Regions from separate parts of the Mus musculus genome. Here region 2 is linked to region 1. Evidence: chromatin contacts called from ENCODE Hi-C or POLR2A ChIA-PET data. All regions are on one chromosome and are shown on one strand. The core of a region is the stretch at or near the end of the contact, and the rest is flanking DNA. Distances in the headings are between cores, read along the strand shown. Region 1 holds the start of Cxcl1 (chemokine (C-X-C motif) ligand 1). Region 2 holds the start of Mthfd2l (methylenetetrahydrofolate dehydrogenase (NADP+ dependent) 2-like).

Region 1 (4,425 bases), core at 643-3,142:
TTGGGAATTGCCTGATAATTGAACTTACCTCTTTTGCAAGAACAGAACATGCTCTTAGCTGCTGAGCCATTCCTCCAGCCCTAGTGAGCTTCTATTTTTAAGACATGACTCCAGTAGGTTGTTCTGTGATTTGCAGCTTGTATATATCAGCGGCATCCAGCTATAGTAAAACAAGGAGGAATTCTCTTATCACGGTACCCTTCAAAACAGCTAATCTTAGGAAGTTTGGAAACAGGTGTAGTGCTTGGTGAAGGACTCTCCTGTGCAGATGGCTACCATTTCCTTGCAGAGACCTCAGGGAAGAAGGGAGTAAGACTCAGCACAGATGACCTCTGAACTCTCATGGGGCATTAATCCTAATCTGAGTACCCCACCTTTATGATCATTCAATTTGTTGCCAATAAAGTTGTAGAGTACCACGTCTCTTCCTTTATTTGGTAGCTATTTGCAAAATGCTTAAATAGCACCCGGATGCTAGCACATTTCATCTTAGTATATCAGCTCTGTGAAGCAAATGCTACTATTGGCTTTCTTTTACAGATGAGAAACATACTTGAGGTTGGAGAGATTGCCAGTGACCATTGCGTGGGGACTCGTTGAAGCTGAAGTTTTAATCCTAATAGTCAGGCTGCCTCTGTAGCTCCACATGTAGAGTACACCCAGACCAAGGGTTTCTTACATGATAGCTCCAGTTCTCCCTCACAGAGACATAGAATCAATGGATGTTCAGCTAGGATCTACATTCAAATACCAACAATGACAAAAACAAACACAAACAAACAAACAACAATAACGACAACAATCTGGAGACCTAAGACTGCATTCAGGCAGATTCTGAAATTGTTTAAATAGAGAGCAACAAATATGTCAGTAATTATCTAAGTCTGGTGTATTGGCTCCTGAGTCTAAGAAGCACTTGGAAGGTGGGAGGAGAAGGCTTGGAAGTTCAATAGCTAGTTCTAGGTAACCCTGAGTAGTAATTAATAATAATAATAATAATAATAATAATAATAATAATAATATTCAAAGACTCAGTTTTACAATACAGATAGATTCAGATAGCATGAAAATAGTTGTACAAGTAGACTAATAGTTATATAAAGCCATAGCCCTTTGCTGTTAGACTGGTGCTTGTGACATCTGTGGCCTTTTATATCTAGGAACCCCCTCCTCAGCCCAGAAAAAAACCCACAGCTTTCCCGTGGACTTTCCTTAGTCAAAACAAAATATGACCTGCTATACAGCAGGGTAGGGATGCTTCAGGAACCACACCGGGAGTTCGGACTTTCGGGAAGTTCCCAAGCTCAAAAAACAAAGAGGAGATTGCTACAGCATTCTAAAATAAACAGGGACCTAACCTTGACAGTGATCTTTCTCCTCACCCTCTTCACATGCCTCCCTGATACAAACCACCAACTGTGATTTACCACAAAAACAGTTGGCAAAAGCAAACCACCTCACGTGGGATAAGAGAGGGTAGATGTCTTTTTAAAGAATGCGTTAATCTGCCACACTCAAAAAACAAGACAAGCTTCCATCCCCGCAAATCACTGTAGTACACCAAGTGGAATCCTAGGTGGCGTGGCGCCCACGTGCACATAACGCGTGTGACCCACCTCGCCCTGAGCACTGGAGACTCTGAAGTCTCACTACTCCTCCCCCCCCCAACCCCCCAGCCGTCACTTGTCCAGCGAAGCACGTCACTCCCTCCCCTTTGGGACTTTGGGGCAAAAAGCAAAAATCCCAGAGTCTAATCCTTGGGAGTGGAGCAAGGGGGAGGAGCGATGTCCTTTCCGGTTGCAGGGAAACACCCTGTACTCCGGGAATTTCCCTGGCCCGGAGCTCTGGAGTTTCGAGCATAAAAGGGGCTCGCGGGAGCCCTAGAGCTCCACAACAGGACTCAGAGCCTCTAACCAGTTCCAGCACTCCAGACTCCAGCCACACTCCAACACAGCACCATGATCCCAGCCACCCGCTCGCTTCTCTGTGCAGCGCTGCTGCTGCTGGCCACCAGCCGCCTGGCCACAGGTAGGTCTCGCCACTGCCACTGGGGGAGGAGGGACCTCTGGTGAGCGCAGCCTCCCACAGTCCCGCTGACCAAGAGTCTTCTCCCATAGGGGCGCCTATCGCCAATGAGCTGCGCTGTCAGTGCCTGCAGACCATGGCTGGGATTCACCTCAAGAACATCCAGAGCTTGAAGGTGTTGCCCTCAGGGCCCCACTGCACCCAAACCGAAGTCATGTGAGTATCTTCCCGGTTAGCTTCTGCCACTTCCAGACTCGCCCAAACCCTCCCGCGCCCCCACACTTCTCCTAGTGGGAATGCCTAACATGTGGGTCTATCCTTCTCTCTGCAGAGCCACACTCAAGAATGGTCGCGAGGCTTGCCTTGACCCTGAAGCTCCCTTGGTTCAGAAAATTGTCCAAAAGATGCTAAAGTGAGTTGTGACTTGTGTTTGTACCCGAGACTAGAGTCAAGGGTGGGAGTACTGGCATATGACCCCTGAACGTTAATTCTATCAAGGAAAGTCTGTGTTTATCAGGAGGTCGGAAAGTTGTGGTTATTATTTTGGTAATTGACCTTAATTTGAGATCATTAATTGGTTCTGATGCTAGAGAATTGTGTCCTCTTGGACACAATTACTATTGTATATTACACAATTACTATTGTGTATAATTATTACCACACTCAAAACCCCTATGCAAATGGTCAGTGGCAACAGTTCCTAAAAGATGGAGAAGTCGCCAATAGCCTTTAAAAGTCTCCTTAGGGGCTGGCAAAGCATGCCCGAGCCTTCTTTTGCCAGTGAGATTTCCCTGAGTTCAAGGCTAAGGTCTCTGTGAATGTTACATAATTTATTGAATTTAAGCCAAGTAGGGGAGATAATAGCAGCTATATCACAGAGTTGTGAGTGAGAGAGGATTAAAGTCACACTTGTAAATTAACCCATGCTGAAGTAGGTTTTTGTTTGTTTGTTTTTGTTTTTGTTTGTTTTTGTTTTCCAAGTCAAGTGATTGACTCCACAGGAACCGACAGTACAGAACTCTGGGTGCAAGTGTAGACATGTAGAAAGCCCATCTGGAGCCTCAGGGGCTGGAATAAAAGAAGAAAGGCTTTGATGACTATTTGTAACAATGACTCTTTTCTGATTGCAGAGGTGTCCCCAAGTAACGGAGAAAGAAGACAGACTGCTCTGATGGCACCTGTCTGGTGAACGCTGGCTTCTGACAACACTATACAATTTCTTTTGAGGGTCCTATTTATTTATGTATTTATTTATTCCACAAAGTGTGTGGTTTTTATTTTACATTAATATTTAACAGTGTGGATACATTTCATCGATGGTAGTTCAGTTCTGCTTGTTCAGTTTAAAGATGGGTAGGCTTAAAATATTTCATTAAACTAATATTTATTGGGAGACCACTAAGTGTCAACCACTGTGCTAGTAGAAGGGTGTTGTGCGAAAAGAAGTGCAGAGAGATAGAGTTTAGTATTATGTTTTGTATGTATTAGGGTGAGGACATGTGTGGGAGGCTGTGTTTGTATGTCTTGAAAAGAATGTCAGTTATTTATTGAAAGTCGTCTTTCATATTGTATGGTCAACACGCACGTGTTGACGCTTCCCTTGGACATTTTGTGTCTAGTTGGTAGGGCATAATGCCCTTTTACATTCTTTAACCCTGTTTCTCCTGGTCTCGTCTCGCTCGGGACAGAGACGTTCAAAGGACTGTTACAAATGAAGTAAAAATAAAAGTTTTATTAAAAAAAATAACATGGGTGCTTTTTGTCTTATTCTTCTTGACATGGTGGTTTGTAGTTAATCTTGTACCTATGATGGCTGGAATTTCTTATGACTTGCATACTTGAGGAGGAGCAATTGCTACCCCTGAAAAACACATTCTATGATTCCCCAACTTTCTTGATAATTTCTAGCTCTACACTGACCAATTTTTTTACTCAAAAAAAAGTTCCTTTTTTTAAAAAAATACCTTTGCTGTTATTATTGTTTAATTTTGAGAGAGGGATTGTCTACGGCCAGACCACCCTGAACGAGCTCGATCTCCTCTTATCTCAGAAGCTAAGCAGGATCGGGCCTGGTTAGGACTTGAACGGGATAGAGGGGTCGTGCAAAGCTGTCTAGACTGGCTTTGAACTCTCAGTCCTTCCTCTGCAGGCTCCCTGCACGCCAGGATTACAGTTATGCAGAGTGGATACACCTGGCTCTGAAATTCTTGACAAACTCTTGAAGTCTTATAAACACGGTAACAAGCCCTTTGGTATGTGGGTCTTCCAAACTGTGTAATTATCTTTCCTTTTTGATGAGGTTGGTGACCAGAAGTGAACAAGTGGATTCTTTCTATGGACTTTAAAGCTTTATGTTAAAAATGCTAATAAAAGTAATGGCGTATACAGGTAAATACACAC
Region 2 (4,864 bases), core at 1,501-4,000, 40 kb after region 1:
CTTGAACACAGGGAAAAATCTTTCTCAGGCACCGTTTGTAAAACAAAAGAAAGGCCACAAGCCGCTCTGGGGCTGCCCAGAGCCCTGTATTGACTCAAACATAAAATACTTTTTAATCTGAGCATCTTGGCCCTCCTGTAATAAGGACCGATTTTAGAGGAACAATATAACTGTCTACGCCTCTAAATTTTGATACTCTTTCTTAAGATGACTTACAGTTAAAACGTTCTTTACAACTTTAGTGTTGTGAAAAAATTGCCCGTACTGCAGTTTCCTGCCAGGCAGCAACTATAACCAAACTGTTTGTCTAATCTATTTACAAAGACAAACATAACTAGATAACTCTGTCACCGTTTTGTACGAAGTGAGCTGTATGAGCGCTCTCATAAGATGATTACTCTTGTAATTATCTTAATTACAGTATACAGGTGAATTAAAGATCTTAAATTTGAAGTCAAACTGCAAGCTGCAGTCAATGGAACAATAGCAGTTTTAACCATAATTTTTAAGTTTTTGTGCAAGGTTAGGATAATACCTACAACCCTGGGAAAGTAAAACCCAAGTTTAAAACAATTTATTATCTTTAAAATCAATATTAGAAGCATTACTATCATATTACGAAGTTTGGATGTCAATTAATACCTATGAATACCTATTAAAGCAAGCTTTAATGCTTTTTAATAAAAAGACGTTGCTTTAAATCTTATCTTAAATTTTACTATTTAGGATACGAACCACATTAATTATTACCTAAACTAGAAATATCTTTAGAGACCCAGCCTCTTGGGCTGCCTTATGCCATGTGTCGGAAGGACTCTAAACTTGAGTTATCAAATTTAACACTAACCATCTGTAGCAATGTAACAATTATTAATCTTAACCAACAACTTATGAGCTGATTGTGAAAACACTCAGAGCACATTACCAATAAAAAAGAACCAAATGAAGCAGTTACATTTAGACCAATCAGAGAATAATAATTTTTGTAGCTACAATCATAGAATAAAAAACACTTTACCATTGTCAAACACATTAATCATAAACCATTTATTAGCTTTTTTACTCCGAAACTTAGAGGCTGTGCACTCGCCCTTATTTCCTAAAACGAACAGTTTTTCCAGCAGGGGCCCTCCCGCCATGTGTCTGATTCCTGGCTGAAACACGTGGCAGCTCTCGGCTTTGCAGATAAAGTTTTTTATACCATCTTTATTATCCAACATAAAACATAGAACATTCATTCATACAGACTGGACACGAACATACATGAATTGAACACGAGAACAGATTGGTGCACCGGACATTAGACAAGACACAAAAGGGAACAGAGTACTCCTGCTATAAGGCCCAGAGAGATATTTCTCTCTGCTTTTTGGGACATTTTCCTCCCTTATGATGCATTTTTTATTAACTGGGGCAATCTGCCTATTCCTTTTAATAAACCCTTTCTTTTCTCACACCTCATGTAGCTTCGGAGAGCTACGGCCTACCGCCTATTACCCAGCTCCTCACTGCTGAACCTAAGTGAACCAGCGCTCGGGTTTAACGCTGTCTCAGCTTAGCCCATACCTTCTCCGGTATGAATTTCCCTTATCCTTTATTTTATGGAGCTCCGAACCAGCAGCGTCTCTTCCAAAAATCCTTTGCCGTTTCTCAGTCCCGAGTTGGTTCACCAATTGTTGTGTCCGGCCAGCAGACCACAACCTGGGTTCTAGCCTGAAAAGGCATTTTGGAAACCTGGAAGAGAAGAGGGGCTAGGTGGCGAGAGAAAAGAATGTAGCCAAGACAGTTACTCTGATCAAGGCTCAAATTTTATTGTTGCGACACTAGTTATGAAGGAAGGGGGAGGGGACCCGATTCCCGCCGAATAATCTCGGGTCCAGTAGAAAGGTGCACGTGTGTGGCTCCTCAGGTTCCAGCAGTGGGCGTGGCAGAACGAATGAGCAGGAAGCTCCACCCCTGAGCAAGCAGGTTTCAGGCTGGGGGAGGGGAGACTACACTTGTATATTTGGGGTACAAGTTCACAACAAGTATTTTACAAACACCCACCCCTCAACGAAACTTTTTCCTTGCCTTTTCATTCTCTTAACAGGTTTATTTTTCCCCCACAGCAGAAATTTAAATTTTTTTTATACACTATGATAAAGTGTTACATAAAAAGTCTCGATGCCAAGATTTTCTTCTATGTTTTCTTTCTGTGATTAAATGCCTTCTACCAGACAGACATTGCACCACTGTTCTTGATGGTTTTTTCACAGAACAAGCTCTCTAACATCTGGGACTTTCCATAACTAGTTTCCTCAGTCAGACAGTAGTCTAAACAGCTCTTGCCCCTCGCATCACTGCCACAGCTTGACCTTGGGAGGAATATTTCCTGTTAGCTTTGCAGATGATTTTTGCTTTCTCATTGCAAACTCCCTCTGCTTTAAGGTTCCACAAACTCTAGGATCTTCTGGAAGTGTCAAGGATGCTGAAGACTGATAGAAATCCCAAGGACATCTTTGTTTCTTCCTCTCCTTGAGTTTCTTTTTCAATGCATCTTAAGGTCGCACAGGGAGTGAAAAGCAAAGACCTGCAACAACTTTACTGCTCCAAGCTGCCCTCCCTGTAACCATGGAAACGAGACCAGGGACTAGAGCTGGGCCTGGGGCACAAGGGGGCCTTGCTGCCTGCAAGAACGGCCGAGGACTTCCCTGTGCTCCCGTGGCGACAGCGTGCACGGGTTGGAGCCAAGTCGCCCGCCACCCCGCGGCCACCAGCGGTGCCGCCTCTGCCTTCTCGGGGCTCGGCCCCGCCCCGCGCCCCGGAACCCTGCTGAGGGCCCCGGGCGTGTCGCTGAGCTGACCGCGGGACCCCCGGAGGCGGACGGCGAGGCATGGCGACGCGGGCCCGCGGCTTCTCGCTGCTCCGGGGCCGTCTGGGCCGAGGGCCTGTGCGAGCCCCGGGCGTCGCCGAGCGCGCGTGGCGCGGCTTCGGGAGCAGCGGCCGGAGGTAGGAGCTGCGGGCAGGGGCCGCGCGCTGGGCGGCGGCGGGGCCTGCGGAGGCCCGGGGTGGCCGCGGTGCGAGGCGCTCAGGCAATGGGCCGCGGCTTTGTTCAGACTGTTCTTGTGCGAGGAGGAGTAGGCGCTGTGCAGACCTGTAGTCCAGCGTTTCTGTTTCTTTAGTCCTTTGTCACCGGCTTGCTGTAATCTTTCCCACCTCGGAATGTCTTACAGTTTCCTTAAACTGCATGCAGTCCAGGCTGGCCTCTCCGCTTGTAGGGCGCTTGGCAGCCTTCGGATTTGGTTGCTGCCCGGGACAATGAAAAGACACCGTGGTGCCCAGGAACAGGCCACGCTGCCGCAGCGTCCCTTGTCTGCTGGGGAATCCAACCTATGGAACAACAGCAATGCATAGTGTCTTGCCCAGGGCCTTCGAGTTCAGAAAAACTCATTTGTAAACTTCCAGTGCTTCTTAGGTGGCTGGAGACTCTCGCTTGACGGTTTATAGTCACTTTGTGTCCTCAAGGAAAAGTACAGTGAGGCTGTGCCCATAGGTGCTGTGTGATTTAAATTAACTCCCCATCATACGTATTTGGATCTTAGTTTTGAGTCACTGAAATTTAAAGTTCTTTCTGTAGTCTTAACTTCGGAGATGGTTTGTAGTGACTAGGTCTATAGAAGAGGATGTGTGGTAAATGATACAGCTTCGGAATTCTATTGCTGTACACTGTTGGCCTGTAGTAGCAGCGTTGGGATTTGCTGTTTAGCCAGAGTGCTCTCCTCCCTTGGAAGAACAGATTTGTAAGGGTTCTGTTTGCAATCCAGACTTGAAGGGGTTGTCTACCAAGAGTATCCTATTTAAATCATTATCCTTGGAATTTCAAGTTTTTAGTGCTTCCCTCTAGAATAATGGTAATTTTTTTGTTAGTGTATAAGTTGATTAATGTCCCTTCATCAGTTCGATGTCTCCATCTCCCCATTTGCTCCTTGCCTAATTCCTACTGAAACAACAGTTACAACCTCAGTATTTGGTTGTAGCCACATGCTCCACACCCACAAACACATAGATATCCATCCATTCATAGAAACTTCCCATCTTGCAATTTGTAGTTTGGTCTGGTGGCAGGCCTTGGGTTTGAACTCTGATACCTTAGAATTAAAGGTGCAGTCTGTTTTGGAAGACTATTTCTTTCAAACTGTGATGATAAAAGACATTACTTTGTGCCTGCCTGCTTCCCATTCTGTTTGATGCAGATTACAATTATGTAAGAAAAGAAATGCCATTTTGTAGCGTTTTTGCTTTTTAAGACGGCACTAACCAAGTTCGGATATGGTGGTACTTTTTTGACCTTTCTTTTGGCCCTGACCGCTTTACCTGAAGGCAAGGCTGGCTGTGAAGATGAGAAACACCAGCAGACTGGTGTATCTCGGGTGGGGAGGAATTTGGACAGTGTGTTGATGTTTATTGGTGTCTCTTTTCTCTTCTAGGGCCAGCAGAGAGAAGAGACTCCATCTTCCAGAGGTTGCCACTGTCTGCCTCCCCATTCAGTCATCTTTTTAAGTGACACCTCATTTGTCTGGTCCCTCATTGTCACACTTAACATCATTCCTGTTGGCATGACATTTGAATCATAGTATATTTTTTTATTGGAAATTATCCTTGATTACATAAACTCTTTCCTCAGTGACATTAACTATTTTAAATTAACCAATTTGTCACATTTTAGAGCCCTTAAGTGGAAAAAGATTGTTGACGTTTTTTTATTTCTTGTCTCAGTAGACACCTATAAAAATGGAACACACTAAGTATTCTTTACATGGAAGGTTAATTTAGTATGTTGAATTTCAAGAAATAATATTTGATTCAATTTGGAAGCTATAAGATC

What was found. A loop is a pair of places that touch in the nucleus more often than their neighbours do. ChIA-PET counts read pairs that join two places held with the same protein, here RNA polymerase II (POLR2A).
Region 2: a map of heart shows a loop between it and region 1 (5-fold over the local background). The contact joins the promoter of Mthfd2l here to the promoter of Cxcl1 in region 1. A Hi-C loop is called at or near these places in 1 of 37 maps with a recorded cell type or tissue (heart). POLR2A ChIA-PET finds 5 or more read pairs at or near these places in 1 of 5 experiments (Patski).

The regions. Positions count from the first base shown.
Region 1 is chr5:90,889,353-90,893,777 of GRCm38, forward strand. Cxcl1 (chemokine (C-X-C motif) ligand 1) reads left to right here and starts at 1,893. Exons shown (of 4, transcript NM_008176.3): 1 at 1,893-2,028; 2 at 2,118-2,241; 3 at 2,357-2,437; 4 at 3,156-3,769. The coding sequence starts at 1,959. The coding sequence ends at 3,171.
Region 2 is chr5:90,928,446-90,933,309 of GRCm38, forward strand. It overlaps Mthfd2l (methylenetetrahydrofolate dehydrogenase (NADP+ dependent) 2-like), which reads left to right and starts at 2,751. Exons shown (of 8, transcript NM_026788.1): 1 at 2,751-2,988. The coding sequence starts at 2,873.